Regions from separate parts of the Homo sapiens genome. Here all the other regions are linked to region 2. The links are chromatin loops, found by intact Hi-C in ENCODE. Cell type or tissue: PC-9. All regions are shown on one strand.

Evidence for each region. Peaks named below come from ENCODE experiments on the same cell type or tissue, not always from the same donor. Only the 100,000 strongest peaks of a DNase experiment are listed, where the experiment ranks them.
Region 1: a loop joins it to region 2, with 6 times the contacts of the local background. A loop is called at or near these places in 9 of 110 quality-filtered maps.
Region 3: a loop joins it to region 2, with 2.6 times the contacts of the local background. A loop is called at or near these places in 3 of 110 quality-filtered maps.

The regions. Positions count from the first base shown.
Region 1 is chr1:88,873,619-88,881,618 of GRCh38, forward strand. All of the region lies in intron 2 of GTF2B (general transcription factor IIB), which reads right to left. Among named protein-coding and RNA genes, the nearest start is that of GTF2B, 14 kb to the right of the region's middle. In PC-9, CTCF peaks have their summits at 3,910 (motif pointing left) and 4,113; DNase peaks (open chromatin) are centred at 3,933 and 5,353; H3K27ac peaks cover 1,519 bases.
Region 2 is chr1:88,177,644-88,185,643 of GRCh38, forward strand. No RefSeq gene overlaps it. Among named protein-coding and RNA genes, the nearest start is that of LINC01773, 280 kb to the left of the region's middle. RefSeq lists a silencer at 2,984-3,033. In PC-9, a CTCF peak has its summit at 3,051 (motif pointing right); a DNase peak (open chromatin) is centred at 3,053.
Region 3 is chr1:87,792,067-87,800,066 of GRCh38, forward strand. No RefSeq gene overlaps it. Among named protein-coding and RNA genes, the nearest start is that of LINC01773, 110 kb to the right of the region's middle. In PC-9, no CTCF peak of the experiment used is centred here; a DNase peak (open chromatin) is centred at 3,395; H3K27ac peaks cover 1,088 bases.

The DNA.
Region 1 (8,000 bases), 700 kb after region 2:
TAGGCTAGTATGACCCAAGCTCCTTCTATCTTTTTGATAAGTTATCCTTACTATGGCTTGCATTTTGTAGCACGGGACAGCTGTTGGTAATTTCCTTTATCATGTCTGCATTCTAGCCATCGGGAAGGAAAAAAAGTAAGGATACATCTTTTCTTATGACATAAACTAGAGTTGTACACATCTCTTCTAATACTTACAAACCCACTGGTCAGAACTTAACCACATGGCGTACCTAGCTACAAGGGAAACTGGGAAATAGGGTCTAGGTGAGCAGCCACATACATGCCCATGTAAAACTCAGGGACTCTTACTAATGAAAGAATGGGGAAATGGATGTTGGCAAATAACCAGCAGTCTCAGCTGTAAGAAATAATAGGATGGGGGAGAGGAGAAGTGAGAAAGAATGTCCAGAAAAATCAGGGTACTCTGCCTCATATTCTGAAGGGAATCGCAAACAAAGACAAATTAAACAGACATTTATCCTCTTTACTATGCAAGCAACTGGAAATCCAACCAAAGGTATTTCATAGCGCAATGTGAAAACCAGAAGGGCTTATCGTGCAGGGGAAATTGCAACACACCAAAAGCAGCCAGGAAGTAAATACTGAGGAGGGTCTGATTTTCTAGCCTGACCTAGACTCTTAAGAGTGTTTTTGCTTCTTATTTCTTATTGCAATTTAATAAAGGAATTTAAAATTTTGTTTTATTTTTTGGAGGTGGGGTCTTGATCTGTCACCCAGGCTAGAGTGCAGTGACACAATCATATCACTGCAGCCTCAAACTCCTGGGCTCAAACAATTCTCCCTAGCTACTTGGGGGAACTAATTCCCCCAAGTAGCTAGGACTATAGGCTTGCGCCACCACACACAGCTAATTAAATTTTTTTTTTTTTTTTTTTTTTTTTTTTACAGACACCGTCTCACTACATTGCCTAGGCTGGTCTTGAACTCCTGGCCCCAAGTGATCCTCCCGCCTCAGCCTCCTGAGTTATCAGGATTACGGCACAAGCCCCTGGCTCCTCAGAAAGGAATTTTTAAAAACAGGAACATGAAGAGGAATTTCCCAGAATTTCAATTCTTTCTGCTGTCTTCCTGGAAACTAATCTTAATCACTGTGGCATACAACCTGTAGTAGAGAATTCAGAAGTAGAAGTCTCAGAATAAACCCAAATTACTTGTCTTCACAGGCTCATTTAGTTTACAAACTACGTATGTTGTTAAATGTGCTGGTAAGTCTAAAAGTTCAAGAATCTGAACGTATTATTATTCAACGTGGACAAACTCTAAACATCAAATATTTTTACATTTAAAGTAAAAAAAAAAAATCCAAGGTACTTTGGAAAACTATTTTAAGTCAACATGCTGTAAACAGTCTAATGTTGATGATGAAATGTATCATTAGCTTCCACACTTTCTGTGGTCATATAATCCTTTCTACCATTCCTTCTCATGACATGTCAAATAATCCTAATTTTTAGTCTAGGGTCACTATACATTCTTACTGAAATTTTGCATTAGACAATTTTGAAGAGAATGCTGACCAAGAGATACTTTATAAAGAAATACTATTAATAATACAGCAAGTCTCTAAATCACCAGTCTCTAAATCACAGTTTATGTTGCCATAAATTGAGTAGGAACTCAACATGAATTATCTCCTAGAAACAAAGCATATCACAGTTTATTTCCCAGACCAGCCCATAAAAGCCTACTTTGCCCCTGATGTTTAGACCGTAAAGAAAACTGTTCAAGGTGATAGTGGAAAATAGTGAGGAAAATACATTGTAAGCTCCATCCCTGGATATCTTATTACATTTCAATTTTCCTCAAATACAAGTAGGTCGATAGGAGCAGCAGCATCTAAGATGAGGAGCTGATGCACTGGTTGAAGGTGTATCCTAAATTTGGCCACAATAAATTTGGCCACTCACTCACTACTACTGTTTAGGCTTCTATCCTATGGCATAGGTTTCTTTTTCTCTTTACTTGGAATCATTTTCTCTCCATAAATCCTTACTCATTCTTAAAAACTATGCTTCACTCGAAATTCAACAGTACTATCTTCAGGATGTCACCATACTCGGAAGATCTGTAATGTAGCTTTTACCGCGGATACTGTATTAAGTTACCCTACTCTCTTTCATACACTATCCAAAGAGTTGCTCCAGGGTTTGCTTACAGCATTCTCATCTTTCTATCACTCTCAGTGACCAACCAGCACAGTGCTTAACTGAGACATATGGTAAAAAAAGGTTTTTAAGTCCCATAGACCTGGATTTATGTGGCTCTGTCACTCAGAAGATGGGAATCTTGAGCTAGTTACCTAAGCACTCTGAGTCTCAGTTTCCCCTTCTGTAAAATGGAAACAAACCAGCTCAAAGGGCAGTCTGCTACTCAAGCAGTTAATGAGTAATTTTTTGATGTTTAAGAGAAAAACTGCACCCAAATTAAAAGCTGTATTAGGCAAGAAGGCTGTGTCTAACGGCTTACAAGGGATGCCAAAGAAATAACTTGTAAGTGAATACAAATACGTTTATTTTAAAAACTTAACTTGGCCATATTAAATGAAACCTGATTTTTTCCTTTAGGAAACACTGTTAATGCTAACTGAAAGAGGGTAACCCAATAATCTTTAACATACTATAATTGGAGCATTAAATATACCAGACCCACAGCAATCACTCAAAGATATGTTGCAACTGACATGCTATGAAATGTGGCATCTCACACTTAGAATCACCCTCTTTTTCTACAAGGTTAAAAAAAAACAAGGGGGAAGCCGAACACAGTGCTCATGCCTGTTCTAGCACTGTGGAGTCTGGAGCAGGAGGATTGCTTGAGCCCAGGAGTTCGAGATCAGCCTGGGCAACACAGGGAGATGCTGTCTCTACAAATATTAATAATTTTTTAAAAAATTAGCTGAGGGTGGTGGTTTGAGCCCGTGGCGACAGCTACTTGGGAAACTGAGGCAGGAGGCTACCTGAGCCTGAGAGGTCAAGGTTGCGGTGAGCCATAATCATGCCACTAGCCTGGGCAACAGAGCGAGACCCTGTCTCAAAAAAAAGCACTTGTATCTCCACAATATGTATCAGTGAAATCTTATACTAAAATTACACTATATATTTTATACATTATTTCATCTGACTCAGCAATTCTGAGATGTATCTGTCTTTCATGGGTGAGGAAAAAAGATTTTACAGATGAAACAAATTAAGCTTGAACAAAGTATGTAACTATAGTTACACAGCTTACTAATTAGTAAAGCCAACCCTCAATTCTAGAGACACTGACTTCTAGCTATACTAGGAGCAATGGAGACACACAATTATAAAATATATGCCCCAAAGGAGTTTGCAGTGTAGGTGTGAAGACATGGAAAATATGAAGATAAAAAATCTAAACGTACAGAAAATCCAAAAGAATGTGGTAAATTATAAAGTAGTACAGATTTGTGTTCCTCAATATGTTACCAATGTATGACCTACATTAGAATTTCTGGGAATGGAGCCTAGAATCTTTTTAAGCACATTCCCCAGCTGACTCTTAATGCCCATTTATATATTCATATTTCAGATTCGCTGGTATAAACAATATGCAGAATGAGTTTAGTAGAAGGGAGAGGTCAAATGGACTCATTTCTCTCTTTCAAATATACCTAAGCTATTTTCCAGTATTTTCCTTACGTTGCTTTTACATACAATCAAATAATTTAGATTTAAATGGTACACAAAAAAGTGGCTTTAACTAGAAATACTACTACTAGTTTCAAACAACTCCTCATTGTGAAATAATTTATAAAGTCATGATAGACCAATTTTATGTTTTAATAGCAATTATGGCAGGTTACTAAGCTAATACTTTACTGATTATAAAAATCAATTTATGGGCAATGTACAAGGTCAAATTCATGAACTGATTATCTAAATACAATAATACTGCCACCTAGTGTTCAACTTTTAAAACGACATAATCATACAATTGGAATTTGGGAAAAAACCCCCACAAAAGAGTGCTGTTAGAACAAACAGTTTCGGCCGGACACAGTGGCTCATGCCTGTAATCCCAGCATTCTGGGAAGCCGAGGCACGTGTATCACTTGAGGTAAGGAGTTTGAGAACAGCCTGGCCTATATGGCGAAACCCTATCTCTACTAAAAATACAAAAATTAGTTGGGCATGGTGGTGGTCACCTGTAATCCCACTACTCAGAAGGCTGAGGAAGGAGAATCACTGGAACCCGGGAGGCAGAGGTTGCAGTGAGCCAAGATAAAGCCACTGCACTCCTGCCTGGGCGACAGAGCGAGACTCGGTCTCAAAAACAAAACAAACAAACAAGCAAAGACAACTAACAGTTTCACAGTAGGAACAACAAAACTTTAAGAATTGGCCCAGGTTGGGCGTGGACATTTTGGGAGGCCAAGGCGGGTAGACTGCTTAAGGCCAGACGTTCAAGACCAGCATGGGCAACACAGCTAAACCTCGTCTCTACAAAAAAATACAAAAATTAGCCAGGTGTGGTGCTGTGTGCCTGTAGTCCCAGCTACTCAGGAGGCTAAGGTGAGAGGATCGCTTGAACGAACCAGGGAGGTGGAAGTTGCAGTGAGTCGAGATGATTTCAGTGCACTCCAGCCTGGGGAACAGGGTGAGACCCTGTCTCAAAAATAAAAAAATAAAAAATTGGTTGTTTTAGAGTCACTACCAGTATCTCAAGGATCACTGATGAAATGGGCAGCTAATACCAAATCATAACACTTCATATGTTTCAAATAAAAATCTTGTAATTCAAATAAAAGAGAACCAATTAAACAACTATCACATGTTGAATAGCATTAACTATAGCTACAAAAATTGGAAACAAGTTTTAAGAGACACTAAATAATACATAGCTATTTAAATACTGGGGAAAAGCATTATCAAAGGACAGTAAATGTGTGACAATTTGTATTTTCCAAAGATGGCAACAATATCTCCCATCCACATGTTCTTCTGCAATGTGACCTCGTCAGTATCAAGTTTAGGTACAGCCTATTTCCCCATTCCCTTCAACTCAGGTGGGTCCTATCATGGCTCTGACGAATACAATACTGAAGTGATCCTGTGCCAGTTCTAGGCATAACCCTTACCTACCCATGTCTAGCTTCCACTTTCTCAGAACACTTGCTCTTGAGGTATTTCTCTTAGAAGCCAACTACCACGTAGTATAAAATATGACTACTGTAAGACAACTATGGAGAAGCCCTGGAGGATGACAGATCCATGTGCGGAGGTCAAGGAGCACGGAGGAACCAGAAATGCAAGTGAAGAAGTTATCATAGAAGCAGATCTTACAGGCCCAGCCGGTGCCAACTGCCCAGATAAATCCTTCCCAAATTACTGACTCATAAAATCATGAGCAAGATAAAATGGTTGTTGTAAGCCACTAAGTTTTGAGGTAGTTTGTAATGTAACTGTAAATGAAACAAAAATTGGTTCCTGAAGTATTATGTTGCTTTAAGAAAAATAAACACTTGCCTCTTGTTTTCAGATTGGTGGTGGGTGGGCCTCAAGAAGAAGGAGGTTTGACAGACAATGAGATAAATGTTATTAGAGGCAGGAAAAAAGGTATAAAGTATAAGATATAAGCTTATAAGATAAATATACTTTTGGTATTATGAATTATTTCATTAAAAAAGGTGATAGTGGCCAGGTATGGTGGCTCGTGCCTGTAATCCCAGCACTTTGGGAAGCCGAGGTGGGCAGACCACCTGAGGTTAGGAGTTCGATACCAGCCCAGCCGACATGGTGAAACCCCGTCTCTACTAAAAATACAAAAAATTAGCCAGGTGCGGTGGTGGGTGCCTGTAGTCCCAGCTACTCAGGCAGGAGGCTGAGGCACGAGAATCGCTTGTACCTGGGAGGTGGAGGTTGCAGTGAGCCGAGATAGCACCACTGCACTCCAGACTGGGCAACAGAGTGAGATTCCATCTTAAAAAAAAAAAAAAAAGTAATAGTAATGGGCTCTCTTAGTTGCTAACACAGATGAGAGGGTGACATATGGCTCTGATTATGCAAGTTGGGCCGTATCTATGCTTAAGTTTGCTATTAAGAGGAATTAGTGACAATGGGTTGTCCTAATTTTCAAGCACAAATTAAACGTTAATTAAATATAAGACTGTCCAGCTGGGCGCAGTGCCTCACACCTGTAATCCCAGCACTTTGGGAGGTCGAGGCGGGTGGATCACCTGAGGTCAGGAGTTTGAGACCAGCCTGGGCAACATGGTGAAACCCCGTCTCTACTAAAAATACAAAAAAATTAGCCGGGCGGGGTGGCATGTGCCTGTAAATCCCTGCTACTCCGGAGGCTGAAGCAGGAGAATTGCCTGAACCCGGGAGGTGGAGGTTGTAGTGAGCAGAGATTGTGCCACTGCACTCCAGCCTGGGCGACAGAGCAAGACTCCTCCATCTCAAAAAAATAAAAAAGAAAAAGAAAAAGAAAAGAAAAATGGGACTGTCCAAAAACAATTCTGAAAATGTTTACTGAATTAATATGGTTTAATCTAAAAAGTTTCAGACAATGTAAAAAATTTTATGGCAAGCATAATCAATCATGTATACCAAGATAATTTATTAGGAAACACTTGATGTCTGGATTCAAATTCCCATGAAAAACAGTAATTTAAATAAGAAAAAAGTCACAAATGTTGTCCCTTAGTGGGTTGTAGAATATTTGCCCACCTTGATTTCTTCCCCATTTTCTTAGTGTAAGAGGTAAAGGCTGAACTGAGCTGGCAATGAAGAGCAGATGCCTTTAAACCAGCGAGCTGATGCAAATTCAATTACATATACAGTCACATGTTGCATAACATTTTGGCTTAGAATGGACTATATACACAATGGTGGTCCCTTAAGATTATAATACTGTCTTTTCATTGTACCTTTTCTATGTTTCGATATATAAATACTGGAGGCACTGACTCCAGAGAGCTGAACACATTCACATATATGGCAGGGTCTGTATGCACCCTGACAACTCACAGAACAATGGGATGAAAGGATACTTTCTCCCACTTTTCATAGGTAAACTGGATAAGTTAATGTACCTGAGTACCTACAAAAATGTAGTAAGTGGGGCCTGGCGCAGTGGCTCACACCTGTAATCCCAGTACTTTGGGAGGCCGAGGCTGGGGGTATCTCTTTGAAGCTAGGAGTTTGAGACCAGCCCGGCCAACATGGGGAAACCCCGTCTTTCCTAAAATAACAAAAATTAGCTGGGAGTGGCAGTGCATACTTTTAACCCCAGCTACTCGAGTGGCTGAGGCATGAGAATCACTTGAACCTGGGAGGTGGAGGTTACAGTAAGCCGAGATCATGCCACTGCACTCCGGCCTGGGTGACAGAGCGAGATGCTGTCTCAAAAAAAAAAAAAAAAAAAGAACTAGTAAGTGAAGGTACAATTGGTCAGACATGCCCCACAAAGCCTACATTGAACAGGATGTTAAAAACACCACATACTAGAATATGAGTTTGGCCAGAAGCTCCAAAAGCCAGAATAAATACATGCTAGGTATGTATTTAAAAAAAAAAAAAAAAAAAAGATACATACTTACCTCTGAGTTAAAACTGCCTACAGTACTCAGTACAATACCACTGTACAGGTTTGTAGCCCAGAAGCAATAGGCTATACTATGTAGCCTAGGTGTGTTGTAGACTATACCATCTAGGTTTTATTAAGTACCATCTATGATGTTCATATGATGAAATCACCTAACGATGCATTTCTCAGAACATACCCTCATCAAGTGACATATGATTTTAATGCAATCTAAATGTACTATTGATATATGACATTAATATATACAGGTGTTTATGTCATATATTGATTTATATTCATGCAGTGTCATGTTCAATTTAGGTATTTCCAACTTAATTTGCTTGATGATAGTCTCAGCAAAACAGAACTTTGCTCCTAGACTCTTCTACACCTGCCCTTGTTTGGTAATGGAATGGATTCTTCGCTTACAAG
Region 2 (8,000 bases):
GCTGCTGCCTGATCAGTGGCCATGGCCAACAAGCACAGCCAAGACGCATTCTATTTTTCACTTGACTTTATTCACTTCTCCAATAGTGGTAAATCTACCCATATTAACTGTGGGAGCTTCACTTTACATACATTTATCTTCAGGATTTGGGTAAATGCTACATTTTCCTTTGGAGTTGCCTCATGCAGGAACCATAAGTGGCTGTGTCTCCCGGTCCCAAGATCTGGCTGATAAATGAAGATGGCAACTCCTTTTGTCTTTTAGGTTGATTATCCCTGATCCTTAAGATAAACTGACTCAATTATTATCATTGACTTTCAGCTCTTAACCACAAGCCACACAAGTCAATCTCAGACTCTGTATTGTGATCAGGTTCTCCTATTTAGTGGCACTTTATCTATCCAGGATTTGGTTCTGGAGAGATTTCTGTTACCAAAAGTGCTAGTTCCTATTTCAGGTCACCATTTGCTGTTTGGTCTATATTTGGCCAATAGCACAAAATCCTGTTTGAATAAATCTGGTGTATCTGCTGTATTTTTTCGTAAGATGTGTACCTGGATAGTTCTAATTTGTTATCTAGTCCTACTAGACATCTAAAAACATACCTCTGTCATTCAGCCCAGCAACCTTCTCTGCTGTGACTATGCTGATGAATAACAAGGAGGAGTCAGTGTCTCCTTCTGAAAGCCAGCATTTCTCTTCATCAAAGCCTGATCTCTATACTGTGCCCCATCTCCCCACTGCCACTCAGTCCCCGCCTAACAAATCCTCCCTTCAAATTCATAGCACTTAGACATCAACATGAATAAGCTCCATGTTCAAAGTCATCTTTACTTGTAACTAGTTTGTATTAAGCATAATGCCCTGAGTCAGGATGTCTTTTAATCATATAAAGACTGAGAACTTAGTCTCAAGGAACTTAAACTTAAAAACAACAATAACAACAACAAAAAAAAAACCAGCTTAGATATGAAGATGTTGATTTCAAGCACATGAAACATAATGTAAGTATTAAAACAAAACATATAGTTCCATCTTTAAACATGTCTTCAGGTTGGTTTTGACATAAAATTCCCATTGCTTTTCTGAGCTTGCCTCAAAATAATTCTGTTTTCTCCGAAAACTCCATACAAGGAAAGATTAGTGTTCGTCTGAGCTCTTGAACTCTTCTGATTCAAGCTTAAGCAGACTGGCATTGTGTATACTATGCATATAAAGTTGTAAGTGTGACAATTCCTTAAAAACTGAATTCAAAAAGAAAGTATGTGAATGAGCCTAGTATAATGGCTAGCAAATAACAATAATAAGCACTCAATACCTCTGAAAGAACAATTCAAATCATTTTGTCATAAATTATGATTTACATTTTTTTCTATAAATGACTATATAAGAGAGAATGAGGTTTTTTCCCTGTACTAACTATGGGAACTCTAGCTCTAAAAAAAAAAAAAAAATTGGAAAATAGGCAGGGATACTTACATACGTATTTCAAGATAAAAACAGAAAAAGTATAGGTGAATCCTACAACAGCCTGTAACTGGGAAACCTATTATCCAAAATTTTTTCCAAGTTTCTGTTGCATTAAGATACCTATTTTCATGAGGTTAAAAAAAAAAATTATTAAGGGACCGGCGCAGTGGTTCACACCTGTAACCTCAACACTTTAGGAGGTCGAGGCGGATGGATAACTTGAGGCCTGGAGTTTGAGACCAGCCTGGCCAACATGCCAAAATCCCATCTCTACTAAAAATTTAAAAAAAAAAAAAATTAGCCGGGCATAGTGGTACATGCCTGTAATCCCAGCCACTCAGGAGGCTGAGATGGGAGGATTGCTGAGCCCATGAGGTCCAGGCTGCAGTGAGCCGTGATGGCACCACTACACCCCAGCCTGGGTGACAGAGTGAGACTCTGTCTCAGAAAAAGAAAAAAAGTCCAAATCACCTTAAAAAACAAAACTGTCAGAAAAGAAAAAATGTAGTTAAGAAATGTGGTTATTCACACAGTTCTTCTCTGGTAGCCATCTTGTTTTCTACCCCAATATATAAGGTCAATAATTCTAAAACAATAAAGAGGGGATGGGGAAACTCCTTACTAACGAAACACTTTAAACGAGCTCCCTAAATACTTTTAACTAGCATTTAATTTATTTTTAATCAGCTGCTTATCATTTATTAAATAAATTCCAAAGGCCCCAGGATTCCACAGCCCTTAGATAGGCTAATCTCCCATTGGGAAGCAACACGTATTAAATAGTTGCTAAACCTTGGTAAATACACTTTTAATAATTAATTCTAGAAGTATTTAACTTGCAGTTATATACCGGATATTTCAGCAATATTGTAATCCATGGGATATTGCCGAGGGATTTCTCAGATTAACACATTTGGGTCCCTGAGTCCCATCTGTATACCTCTATCTGAATTAACAGCAGGTGATTCAACACATGGCTACCAGCTCTGTGTCTGAGTGACCAATGATTTTATTACCATATCAGTGAGATCAAATCAGTGAAATGCATCAGCTGAGGAAATGCTTTGTAAGGGATGAGACAGACGGTGGCTTACAAGTCAACCCGGGTTTTCAAAAATGATAACTACTGAAAAGAAAAATTACTTTTCCTGTTGAGATGTGTAAATATTATGTAGATATTCTAACTCAATCTCTATGATGGATGGCGCTCAATTTTAAACATATTTCAGTAATGCCTTAATTTAATAGAATGGGAGATACACAAGATGTTGAAGGATCAAGGTGAGAATAAATTTTCTTGCACAGATGGTTTAGTCTTGTTCTAAAAATCCATGGGATTCTTATACTTTCCTCTCCATGAAAAAAAAAAAAGGCTTTGCTTTCTTTCCTTTAAAAAGATGTTTTGAGTAACCACTTTGTTAAATTCTGTATATCCAGTCCCATTCCTACTAGCCTTGTGTAACATAACTATAGTTCCTCCCCCCACCAATGTGGAGTAAATTGTTAACACTGAAGTCAGTAGCGACCTTTGTCTTGAGCGGAGCAGTTCACTTCCCCACCCAGGCTGACAGAGACTGCAGATTGACCAGCAGATGGTGCTACAGAGCAGGCAGCAGCCCAGGGCCTAACATCCTGGAGCTCAAGGACTGCATCAAAGACTCTCAAAAGGATCTTTAGTCTTCTGGCTAGTCAGTTATCTCATCGAGTAAGGAACTTGCCATTTCCTGTCTTTTCTCTGCTCCATTCTTTTTCCTCCCTCGTTTCATAAATGTATTTCTTGTACTCTTAAAAACAGCGTGGCCTGTCCATAGCATGACCCTTGAGCTCTTTCCTTCAGGGCACCATGAGATACCTGAATAAACATGGATGGTGACGAAGGCCCTTTCACTCAAAAAGAAGTATACCTTTCCTGCACCAGCTAACACGAAAGCACACACCACGATGATGTTTTAGTAGTGATAAAAATCAAACATTTTCTGGAGCCATTATACTCTAAAATGTTAATGAAGTTTACTTTTTAAAATGTGATCGATAGATGGGGGAAAGTGCCCATAAATTACTAAAGGCAAAAAACATTCTATTAGCATGCAGTGGGTTTCGCAATGTTCGTTGGTCTGTGTTTTACTGGGGGGAAAATTTTTAATCTGCTGAAAGCGTGAGTTCTGTTTTTGTTTTTGTTGTTGTTGTTGTTTTAAAATACCTGTCTTTGTCTTTCATGGTACAAGAGGGATATTTTTAACATGACTCATTTAGGAAATGTAATTCTAATGCAGTATAGCTATAGGTTTCAATTAACGTTCTACCTTTCTGACAGTCTTTACATTACATGTTTTATGAAATCATTAACTATTGTCATGTTTCTATTATGATACTATTAGGAAATAAAGAGACTTATGTAAATGGAGATGTAAAAGAAATGTATGACAGTTACTCCGAGCAACATCTGTGCACTATCATACATGCTCACACTAATTTTCTAAAGATTGTTCCATTCATTATAGAGCATTGTTAGTTGCAGTGGCACAACCCTTATTTCCATGCATTTAGGGAATGAAGCAGAGAGTGGGTAAATGAGAGCCTAATCAATACCACTTTTCATTTTGCATCTAATGTGCTGCCTTTCCCTTTCTTTTCCTCATGCACAAATCCAAAAAAGATCCTGACGTTACAGTCATAAAATGTAATTCTTCTGCAGAAACACAGACAATAATGCTTTCTGTATTCAGGCGTATTGCATATTCTAATGGCATTTGGCTAAATTGAGTATGGATTTAACATCAAAGGCTTCATGAATTTTTCAAATGAGATATTAAAGTCAATATTTCAAGTGAAAGATATTTCAATTTAGTTGCATACACAACAATAAAAAACTTCTACAAGGTAGAGGTACTAGTGGCTGTAGCAGTATTAATTCATTCAAGAAATTATTAGTTTATAAGAAAATCAAACACAAGGTTGTGATATGGCAAAGACTGAATAAATTAGACTAACCGATATGCACCAGTGTACTTTATCTCTTGCAGGCTGAAACAGTACACTTGCCACTGGCATGTTCAGGGCTCCTGGCTGATTTTTTTCTAAACTCTGTTGATTAGCATGAAGATTTGCATTGCCATTTCATAAATCTCCTTATTTTCATTTGTACAAGTGGAAGACTTAGGATACGTGAAAAAAGAGCCATTTTTAACCTTGCACTTAAGTGGATCTTACTTCAAGGTGTCAATACCTAAAGTGGGTCTCCACAATGATGCTAAATGTTGCCTTTCGGGCAGGTTAGAGGATGCTCAGTTTCGGTGTGTGGGAAGGTGCTGTGGCTTGCTGACAGCCATCCACATCATGGCAGATAGCTGAGATTCTGAAACAATACATGTAAGTTTGGATTTCTAGAACACCTCTCCACTGAAGAACTCAAAGCTGATTCACACTCATTGTCTCATCCATCTATCCAAATGCCCAATGAGAAGCAGAATGACAAAGGGTGTTTTCATCCTTATTTCACAGATAACAGACAAACAGAAGGCACAAAACCCAAAAATGACTTGCTTTCCTGCTGGCCTGTGACCCTTTGAGGAAGGCCCCTATAAAAAGGGAGGCACTAAAACTGGAACTAGAACTGCCTCTTCTGCTTTCCAGTCCAGTCTTAAACACTGAACTGATGCCCCTTTTTTTCATCCATGATGACAACAGGTTGGTCTGTTTGGGTTTGTATTAGCTTTTTGGCTTTGCTCTGTAGACATATAGAAAGACATTAGCCTGAATTTTCTGCAGAATAGTCCTCATCTTACTTCTTTGTTTTGACTATTGCAACATAACAGTGCCTTTTATCCAGTATTTTCAAGCCCTGATCAGTTTAATCATGGATTAACCCACAACCTCAGATAGACAATCTATTAATTCACAAATACTTTATGTAATAAACAGTAAAACAACTCACATATGTACCCGCCAACGTGGAAGCAATGACCACTTCTGGACAATAACATGCCGCCTACCCAGCTAACCTGTAGGCAGAAACCCTCACCTATAGTTCATAGCTAAGCCAGACACTGAACAATGCAAACGCACTCAGCTCTGCGTCGTGCCTATTAACTCGTCTGCTACCAGTGCATTATTTAAACCAGTGTCATTGTCAGAATCCCTCACTTTACTGAGGCTCTTAAAAGAAACGGCATTTTAAAGGCCCAACAACCCTGAAATACATGAAGATTTCACACAATTGGAAGGACGATTGCCCATCTTTAAAATAGGAGAAATCCTAATTTCATAAATACTCTGTAATGAGGAAGATGCACGCACACACCAAATGTTTTTTCTTTAACGAGAGAAAAATATTAGACTCGTTACTTCTTGGAATTTCAAAGGATGTGAAGTCCCCTGAGAGGGTGTTTTTCATTGACCCATCACACACGTACGCACAAAATACTCACTTCACCTGGTTACGTTAATAGCAACTCCAATGGCAGGACTTATTTTGCAACTGGATTGCGAGAAGATATTTTTCAGTATATCCATACCCACCCCGAAGAACAACAACAAAAAGCCTCCAGAACTGAAAATTGTTTCTTTGCTTCATTACATCTAAATGATCAGACTCATTCCAGTCTCAATTCTCAAACTTCCCTCCCTCTTTTTATTCCTCTTTCTTTTTAAGGGACCCTATTATAGGGAGGAAAAGCAAAATGGAACAAAGCTACAATTCAATGCTCATTTTAAGGTTTTCAGTTATAACAGTGCTCCTGGGCACGACTATTATATATTGGCTTCTTTGGGAACTGTTGATCTTTTGAGGTTTATCATTTCTTTATATAAACTGTAAAAGGGAGCTTTGTGAAGAACAAGACTTTGTCTCTAACTAAGGTCTATATTAAAACTCAGCCCAGGCCATGACTGGAAATGGAGCTTGTGGACTAAAACTATTCCCTCACTGGCCCCTGCCCACATCATAAAACCAGTAAGCTATTTGGCATAGAAGAAAAGAGATGGGAAAGCGTGAGAACTAAAAGCCGGCCGACCACGTACCTAAGAGCCATGAATATAAACACAGAAGGAAGGGTTAGCTAAGCTCTAGAAGGCGGCAAGGGGAACATCAGAGGTTTATGTGATATTCAGCGTTCATATTCCTAAAAGAAAGTGCACATTTTAAAATTTTCACTGCACATCTGTGCATTGCTACATTTTTAAGGGCCTGCTAGGACTGGAATTACAGGAGATTTGAAGCTCACGACCGAGTAGCTCTGGCAAAGCTGCATGGGGGAGGAAGGCTACTGAAAATCATGGGGGGAAAGGTAGAGCCTCTGCCAAAGAGGAGCATTAAAAAAGGGTTCTAGCCGAGGAAACTGTCAGCTTTATATATGGGAACTGGAAATGGAAAAATTGGTAGTGCCATTGAACCTGAACAGCAGCTGTGAAATCAGAATTTACTCCCTAATCTGAATTAACTAATCAAAACCAGGTCACTCCTCTTCCTTCTCTCCACTACCCACCGCATCGCCCCTGGGTTATTTTTCATGACCAATCGCATTCTGCAGCAAAATAAATAAAGAGCAACAAAAACAGAAATAGTAAAGGTCAATGTGTCCCCACAAGACCCAATGCACTTGAGATTTATCAATGGAGCAAAGAACATAGATTTTTCACCTTTTGTCTTTTCATCTTTGTGGTACATACACTCAGTAAAAAAGAGGAAGGTTACATCCTCACCATCAATGTACTCAAATAGAAGCCAAGAATGATCTTTAAACGATGACTGCTGAAATCTAAGCACCAAAGAAAGCTAAAAGGTAAGGACTACATAAAGCAAAACAACCACTGTGCTAGTAATTTTTTTAAATTCAGATTCTCAGCTAATTTTATACACAAGCACTTTTTGATCAAGCAGAAGCATTTAATAAAATTGTACTGGTCAATTATCCAAATACATTAAAGGGTGTACACTAGCCAAAGCACAATTTGAAGCTCTTATTAACTCGTGATTATCTTCACTGATCCACATTACCATTCAGTTGCAGATGTTACTGACATTAAGATGTATGATGCAGAGGCTGGAGAAAGAGCCCATTTAAGACAGGTGAATACTTAATAGTAATTCAACATACGCGGCACAAAATGTCTTTCACACGAGTTCAAGGATTTTCCCTTTTTTCTCCTTGCAATTTTATATGAATGTTTATAAATAACATGAGAAATGAAACTTCATTTGGTAGCCATTTGATAGCTCAGCTTTAATGGCCATTTAAAACTTTGCAATATATCATTTTAGGCTTCTTTCTCATCTGGCTTTATTTTTATTTATTTATTTATTTATTTATTATTTATTTTTATCTTCATCTCTAAATCATTATCAAAGCCTCATATTTTAAGTATGCAGATAAAATTTATCTGACATGGAGCAGTTGTTTATCTTTCAGTTTTAGTAACCCCATAGCTGAAACTGTAATAGTTAACTGACTGCCCACTGGATGCAGAGCAGACCCCCCCCTTTTTTTTTTTTTTGACATGGAGTCTTGGTCTGTCACCCAGGCTAGAGTGCA
Region 3 (8,000 bases), 390 kb before region 2:
GTACTCTGAAGTCTGTTTAGGGATCATGCTCTATGACAACTTGGAAAAGAAGATGGTGTGTCTGTATATTTTTTTCTTTTGCCATTGAGATGTTTGACATATTTGGGTGCACAATAAGCAAACACAGATGTGATTGAAGCAAAATAACACAAGGAAGTAATGATGAAAAGCTGAAAATGAAAAGGCCATGCAGCGTATTTCACAAATGATTTGAACACCAGAGGTCAGACCATATCAATCCTATGGTTGTGCTCCCAAATGAATATCATATTACAGGAAATACACATTGGAGAAGAATTAAAAAGGTGCACAAGGTGGTAACCAAGATCTGAAAGTCTTGGTATGCAACAGGGTTAGTGACTGAGCTCCGTGGAAGGAAGAGCTGGTCGTACAGTGGTGTTCCTCATTCTGAGACTCAGAAGACCTGCAGTTCCATGGTTGGGAAAAAAGATAGATGCAAGACCAAAAATTCCAATGAACTACATCTGAAGCAATGCCATTACACATAAAGTAATTTGGGAAGTAGGCTCCTAAAGTCATCAGGAAATGCTCCACATATGCACATACTAACAGAGAATTGGGAAGAGGAAGTGACTGAGTACAAGAAGCAGCAAAGTTGGGAATGGGAAGAGAGAGCTCAGCTGTCTTGATTTCTCCAGAATGCCTTTTTAACATCTCAGACAGTGAAGTGGAGAATGCATACAGGGCTGTTACTAACGTCACCTACTCTTCACGGCAAATGAAAAATGTCACCACTTGGCAACTAAGAAAGCTGGCAAGTAAAATGGGGGAACAGAAAGTGATCAACAAGAAATTTACCATGAAACCAACAGAAAATGCCTGGTAACTTAGCAAAGACTTATTTTCCTAAGCTATGAAAATAATTTTTCTATGGTATAGCTAGGAGAATTGCCTAAAAGTCTTAGAAACGCCCGGTGATTTACTGACTGACCTCGTTACCTCCCCTCTGCTCCTGTCCTCTGCATAAATTGTCCTACTTATCAGATAATGTTTGGGGAACTCTTTCCAGCAGCTGTCTATTAGCTATCTTCAAAAATTCTCTCCTTAGGCCACAGAAGTGGGTACTGAGGCATTACTGCTCTAAATGATATTCCTTAATAGAAAACATTGTTTTTCTATTCATTCCTTCATTCGCTCATCACATATGCTATAAGTGCTCTCTGCACACCTCATGCCATGTTTAGAGGCAGATCTGGAAAAGATGACTCCACGTCTCCACTTTTGCACAATGGACTTTCTGATTATCTCAAGGAGAGGGAGTAGATGATGCTATAAATGAATATTCTAGGGTGCTCTAACCTCGTACACAGCTTCAGTGAATGCAAATTGTTATCGTAGTCTTAGTGGCTTTGTTTCTAAACTACCTCAGGCTGGCTGGTCACCATAACTTTGGTCCTGACAGATGGATACAGGACTAACTGCAGGGTTTCAAGTATATTCAGAGTATAAAGCCAAAAACAAAAAATGCAAGAAAAAAGCATCATCAATGTATGTTAGACAAATAGTAAAAATATTATGCCATTATTTTTTCTCATTCTAGTGGAATATTCAATTTCTTATTTTGTATTTGTAATTCTGTGTTCCTTCTTAAAACAAGCTCCTTCCCCTGTCCACAGCTGTATATGCTTTAGGCCCCACAAAACTTAAATTTGCCCTTGGTGGAGAGATGTGAATTCTTCTTTATATGTTCTGCTGTTATCTAGCTGTGACTACTAGGGTTGGTCAGCAAATTTATTTATTTATTTATGGTTGTTGTTACTATTATCATTTTTTAAAAGGGGAAAAAATCCTTGTTTCTTTATTTTAAATTTTTCCCTCTTATTTCCTGTCAACAAAAACCCCAAATATTTTCCCAGTAACAGAAACCAGAAATCTGGGAGTCAGTCTGGTCCCTTAACCTGTCAAAGCCAAACCAATGTATGATTCTTTTGATTTTGACTTCCATATCTCTCTCAATTTCATATCCTTTCCTTCATCCACCTCCACTCTTGTGACCACTGTACAAGTTACCATCACTCAAAACACTCCTAGGTTCTAAACAATCACAGTGAACTTGTAGGAGATACATTTTACAAACTTTCTGCAAAATGTTCCAATAATTTATACTAAGTATCTTCAGGTCATTTTGTTTTATTTTAAAAATCTTATTTCTTTCAATATTTATTTATTATTTTACCTCATGTTTCTTTTAAACTTACATAACTTTTAAACTTACATATTTTCAATGAATGGTATTGGTGAGTTTTAGAAAACGTTAAGCAGTGGAAATATACTTGTCATGGTAAAATTCATTCTAGTTAAGGGATCATTTACAAACCCTCCAGCCCTCCCTACTTCAGCTTGGTAGTGCATCTACTACAGCAGTTCAGCCTCAAAGGTCATCTGTGGGACTTCTATTGATGTTTGGCTCTGGAATTCCTTTTTATCTTTCATATATTTAAGCCCTGAGTTGCTACCTAATCTAAAATTCCCTCAAGTGGACATTGAGTTATCTATCTCCTTATAGTTCTCATTGGACCTAGTACTGAAACACTGGAAGTCCTTACTAAGTATTTGTGAATTTGTTCAATTTATTTGAATTATGAGATTTTGCACTGGTAACCATCCATCCATCCACCCATTTATCCATCCATCCATCCATTTAACAAACATTAATTAAATGCCTATCTGTGCCACTATGGATGCCTAGAGTGGGAACAAATGAAAGCTGGGCTGTTCTGGTGGAAGTGGGCTGGAGGACCTGGAGTCCGGCCTAGCTAACTTCCTCCCGGTAGCATTTGAAGCTTACATCTGTGGATAGGTGTGAGCCATGTGTGCCAGGCACTATCCCCACAACCTCACTCTGCCAGGTACTTCCTAGGCCATGTGCTGGCGATATAACAGTTAACACTATACAGTGCCTTCCCTCCAAAAGCTCACATTGTCATGGGCAAGACCAGGAGGTAATGAGACAAACCGTAATGACTTCGCCTAAAGAAGCTAAAGAAGTTACACAGTGGGGATATCTTTTGAGCTAGGTCTTGAAGAATGAGGGAACCATCCAGCAGGCATATAAAGTGGGGAAGCACTCCTAGGATAGGAATTGGCATCAGCAAGGGCATAGTGGTGTGCAAGCACATGCCAGTGAAGACAAGAGGGGGCTTCTGTGGCTCCAACATAGCACACATGGAGGTGGAGCAGAGGTGTCACAGCAATGGGATACTGTAGAGCTTTGTTGACTATCCTGAATGCAACCAGCAGCCACCATCGCTTTTAAATGGGGAGATGTGATCAGCCTTGCATTTCAAAGCTAATATAGAAAACACCTTGCTGGTTCTGAGCCTCCAGAGCAGGAATCCTATACCCAGATTCCAAAATGATTTGTCACTTGGTATATAACTGTGGATGTCTGCCAGATGACTCATAGAAGCCGCTATCACAGACCCATCCCTCTGATATTAATTGTACTTAATCTGAACTGTGAAACTCCAATAGTGTTGAGGAACGAGAAAGAAAACATGTTTGAAACATAACTCTCTTATTTTAAAAGTTTTCAAAGAAAGTAAGAATTCTGGACAAGGAACTACAATATTCACTGTCTTTCTCTAACTGTACATTTCTTCTAAACAATTTTCTGAGATTTCTCCATTGATTAAAGTTAGGACTTCACTGTGGGAACCCTAGAGTTTTAGACAAACATAGATTACGCTTTGGATAATGCTGTGCACAGTGAGATGGAATATGCCTACTTTTGTGTATCTAAAAATGATTAAGAAGTTCTGTCCTGAATGTGAAAGCCAGAATGAAATGATACACATTAGGCACAAAGCAAAGAAGTAAAGTACCACCTGGAGAGCAAAAAATATGGGTTTTGACATGGGCATATCTGTAGGTCTATCAAAAATATGATAAGGCAGAAAAAGCTGCTTGCATTAAGATCCATGTCTCTGAATTCTCCCAGAATCCAGGCACAGTCAAGTGTGGGGAGATTGGCACTTCCCTAGGGAGGTCTTCTAGGCAGAATGAGCAGAAACGTTAATCATTAACTCCAATGCAAACCCGTGTGTTAAGAGTTCATATTTGTAAATGTTTTTTGATCCTCAGTTAAGCTGTTTCATATACCAGCACTCCCTAGGTAACTCCAAAACTTTTTCTTTTTTTTTTTTTTCAGTTGAGACCTTGAGTGGGGGAGGAGGTTGTGTTTGGGGAGAGAGTTAGAGCTTCTCTGCACCTGGGAAAATGCTAATTCCTGTTTTTAAGAAAATAGGCTAAGAAAAGGCTCAAGGGAGTCTAGGACATCAAAGAACTCTTTTAAAACAACTTTTTTTGACGATTTAAATGAAAATGAGGCAGACATATATGGATTAAATTTCCCCTTAAAGCAGCCTGAGGTTTAAAGATTAAGGGGGAAAGAGATGGAGGTAAAATGTATTGGGGGTTTATTATCAGAGTTTCAACTACCCAGACTGAGTGCATTAACCCATGATGCGTCCATGTGCACTCCCATATGTGTGCTTGCATGCAGACGTGCGCACACGTGTGCCCCACGGCCGTGAGACAGTCCCTCCGTAGCTGATGATTTATGCAGCTTGCCAGAAGAGAAGTAGGCCACGCCAGCCTTGAAAGCACTTTAGTTTGGTTGTTTTTACTCATGAAGGACATGTTGTCCTGTAATTACTCTGTCATTTCTTAAGAGGTGAAATTCTTAACAGGTTTGTGCTTTATGTGTTGCTGTGAGTGTTCTTGTCAGAGCACATCTAACCACGTTGGAATCCCCATTCCATATGGCCTTTATGGGGAACAAAGAGAAACTGGACATTTTAACATGTATTAAAGCATCTAGGAGAAAAAAAGCATGAGTCAAGGAGGACATAGATAAGGTGCAGAAAAATTGCAAACAACGTTCCTGTTACCTCTTCAGGCTTCAAAATACCTATGAAATAAATACTTCGTCATTAACTTCTTTTTTGTTCCATTTCTCTCTCTGTCAACAAACAAGTATAACATTTTGTATCTGCATGTGATAACAAAATAGGGTAGGGTAAAAATAGCTAATGTTTAACTCAAAGGAAAAAATGAAAAACATACAACTCTAACTAATGTAAATGTTAAAGTTACATTTTAATACTTAAGAGAATGTAAAAGGAGAGATGCTGGAATTGATCAAGTTAGTTATTTGTTCTGTGTACTACTGATAAATGTTCCAAGGTTAGTGAATTAAAAAAAAAGAAAAGTTTGAGAGCCTCAAATAATTAAGAATTTTACTGTTTCAAAGATCAAATGCAATAGGAATGTAATTCATTTTTTTCTATACCAAAATTAATCCGTCAGTTTGAAAAGTCTAGCACTGTGAAATGTTATAGGGCATTTCTGAGCCAAGTCAGAACGAACATTTTAGCAGGCTTATCATCAGCTTAAGAATGATGTTCTAATTTCATAAATTGTAAAAAAAAGCCTTGCCTTCTTTAAGTCCATAGGAAAGTCAGATCAATAGGTGAAATGTCTGCTTTGTATGATTAAGAAAGCGGAAGTCTAACCTCGGTGTATGATATAGGCAATTACTTTCTAGTGAGTTCTCAAGGCTAGGTCTCCTCCTGAGGTTCTTAAACTGTAATCATCAAACATAGTTACTTTTCATTTGGACCCAGCCCATAGCAACACAGCCATTTATCATTCCATCAGCTACCTGCTCTCTGCTGGGGCATTTTAGTAATCAAGCTCTCTGTCTTGTCCCCTCACCTGCACACTAGTGCTCAGAAATCTCTGTTAACTTGAACTTTTGAAAACATAACGCATAATGATCATGGAAGTCAATGCTGAGATTCAGCCAGTGCACAATGGGTTACAGCCACCGTGCTTATGTTTGGAGTCTTTTCTGATGGTGGCATCATCTTTGTTACTCAGTGCTCATGAAAAATTGATTTTTACATATTTTGAATATTATCCTTGAATGGATGCATAGTGATTGCTATCCTAAATTCTTCAGGTCAATGTCACTTCTTCTCAATTAATGCTGTCACTGACTTAGTTAAGGGTCTTGTGATAGTTTGCCAAGGCTATTGCAAAAGGCCCTGATACACCATGAGGCCAGGAGCGTTTGCCATAGGATATAGGCCGGATGAGATATGTCTAGGTAGGCAAGACTGCCCAAGCCTCTGCTGTCATGATAGATTTAGAACCTTCAAGGAAAACAAAATACACACACACAGAAAGATTCAGAGAAGACAGAAACTAAGAAGGGAGTTTTGGTTCAAGAAAGATGGGCTAATGTCAGAGGAGAGATGATTCTGAAGTTGACAGTGTGTCTACTCAGGAAGTCTCCCAGCCAATCTTGTAGCCTTTTGCCTGAGTTTCAGGACAAAGTGAATGCAGGTGAAAATCAAAAATTAATTTCACCTCGATCTTGGCAGGACTTTGGAAGTGTAGCCCTTGGCAGCATTGACTTCAGTACTTTCTCTAGCCAGAAGAGGTATCCTTAGCAGACACCTCAGTTCCATCAAAACCTTGATGTATATGCCAGTGGGTGTCCGCAGAAGCAGCATCCCCCTAGGCTCCTTGACAGTAGGTTAGCAACAAAACAGCCTGTTTGGATATTGAGAGCCATGGTCATGGGATCCATGACCATAGAAAGCCAGTGTCCTAATACATCCATTTATTGATTCCAATCAATACTGAGTTCTTACGAACTAAGAATAAGGGATTAAGAATATAGTAATATAGCAAAACAACAATACCTGCCTTTTTGACCATTAACCACAGTAAAAAATACATTTTCTATCCCAATCCAGTACACATGCATATATGTGTACATATACCACCATGTATATTGAAACAATGCTAACCCTTGCCATGCATACTCTGATGTATTCTGTATTTACAGATATTTTCTATTATGCCATATTTTATTTAAAAAGATACAATGGTCAGTCCTGCTAAATTGATTTATGTATCATTAATGGTCTGTGACCCACGGTTTGAAAAACACTTCTCTAACAGGGACTGAAGCTGTTATATCCAATGTTTATTAAGCATTTACTACAGTGCTAGGCACTGTTCTAAGTATATTACATGTATTAACTTATTTAGTCCTCATAACTTAACCATGTTCACTCAGTAAGTGGAGGAAGCAGGATTTTCCAGACAGTCTTAAAATTCTACACACTTAACCAGGGAGGAAGGAAACAGTGAATATTACAGAATAACTAAAGGGACAAGACACCTTTAAAGACTCCCAGATCTAATTAGGAAACAAATTTAGGGCAGAGTTTTCTATGAACAATCAAGAAAATGATGCCTTACGAGTGTTATATGATGCTTTTGCCTTATAACAGTGCTATGGCTGGAAAACACAGGCGACACCCCACTCCATCCCTGCTTCTTCTAGAATTGAGTTCTTTCAATGCAAATTGATCTTTTCATCCTCCGACTTCAAAATCTTCAGTGAATCTCCAGTGCTCACTTGGAAAATTCCATTCGCCTTAGCATGGAGTGTGTATTCCTTTGTGCGCCACCCCTGACTACATATTTAGCCTCAATTTTCATCACTCCCCACAGGAATCTACATTGCAACCAGGCCTCGGTATCTGCTAAGCATAAACAAGCTATGGCCTTTCCTGTTTCTGTACTTCCGTATATGTGCTTGGTCTTTGTATACGTTCTTTCCCCCGCCTAGCATTCCCTTCTCATATTCTCCACTGGTTGCTTCCTACTCACTCTTCAAGAACTTGTTGACTTTTTGGTGAAGCTTTCTTTAGCTCCCTCCCTGGCACAATTAAGTGGTATCTCTTGCTGTTTTACAGCCCCTTATATAGACCTCTATTATCTCACGTATTACCTGACATTATCATGATGGTTTGCCTAATCAATTTTCTGAAAGCAGAGCTTATGCCATATCACCTTCTTGCTACTCAAGAGGAGGACTTGGGGATTTTCTTTTAAAACACTAATAAAAAATCCACACCATAGGGGAAAAAATATTGTTTTCATGCTCCTTATTGTTC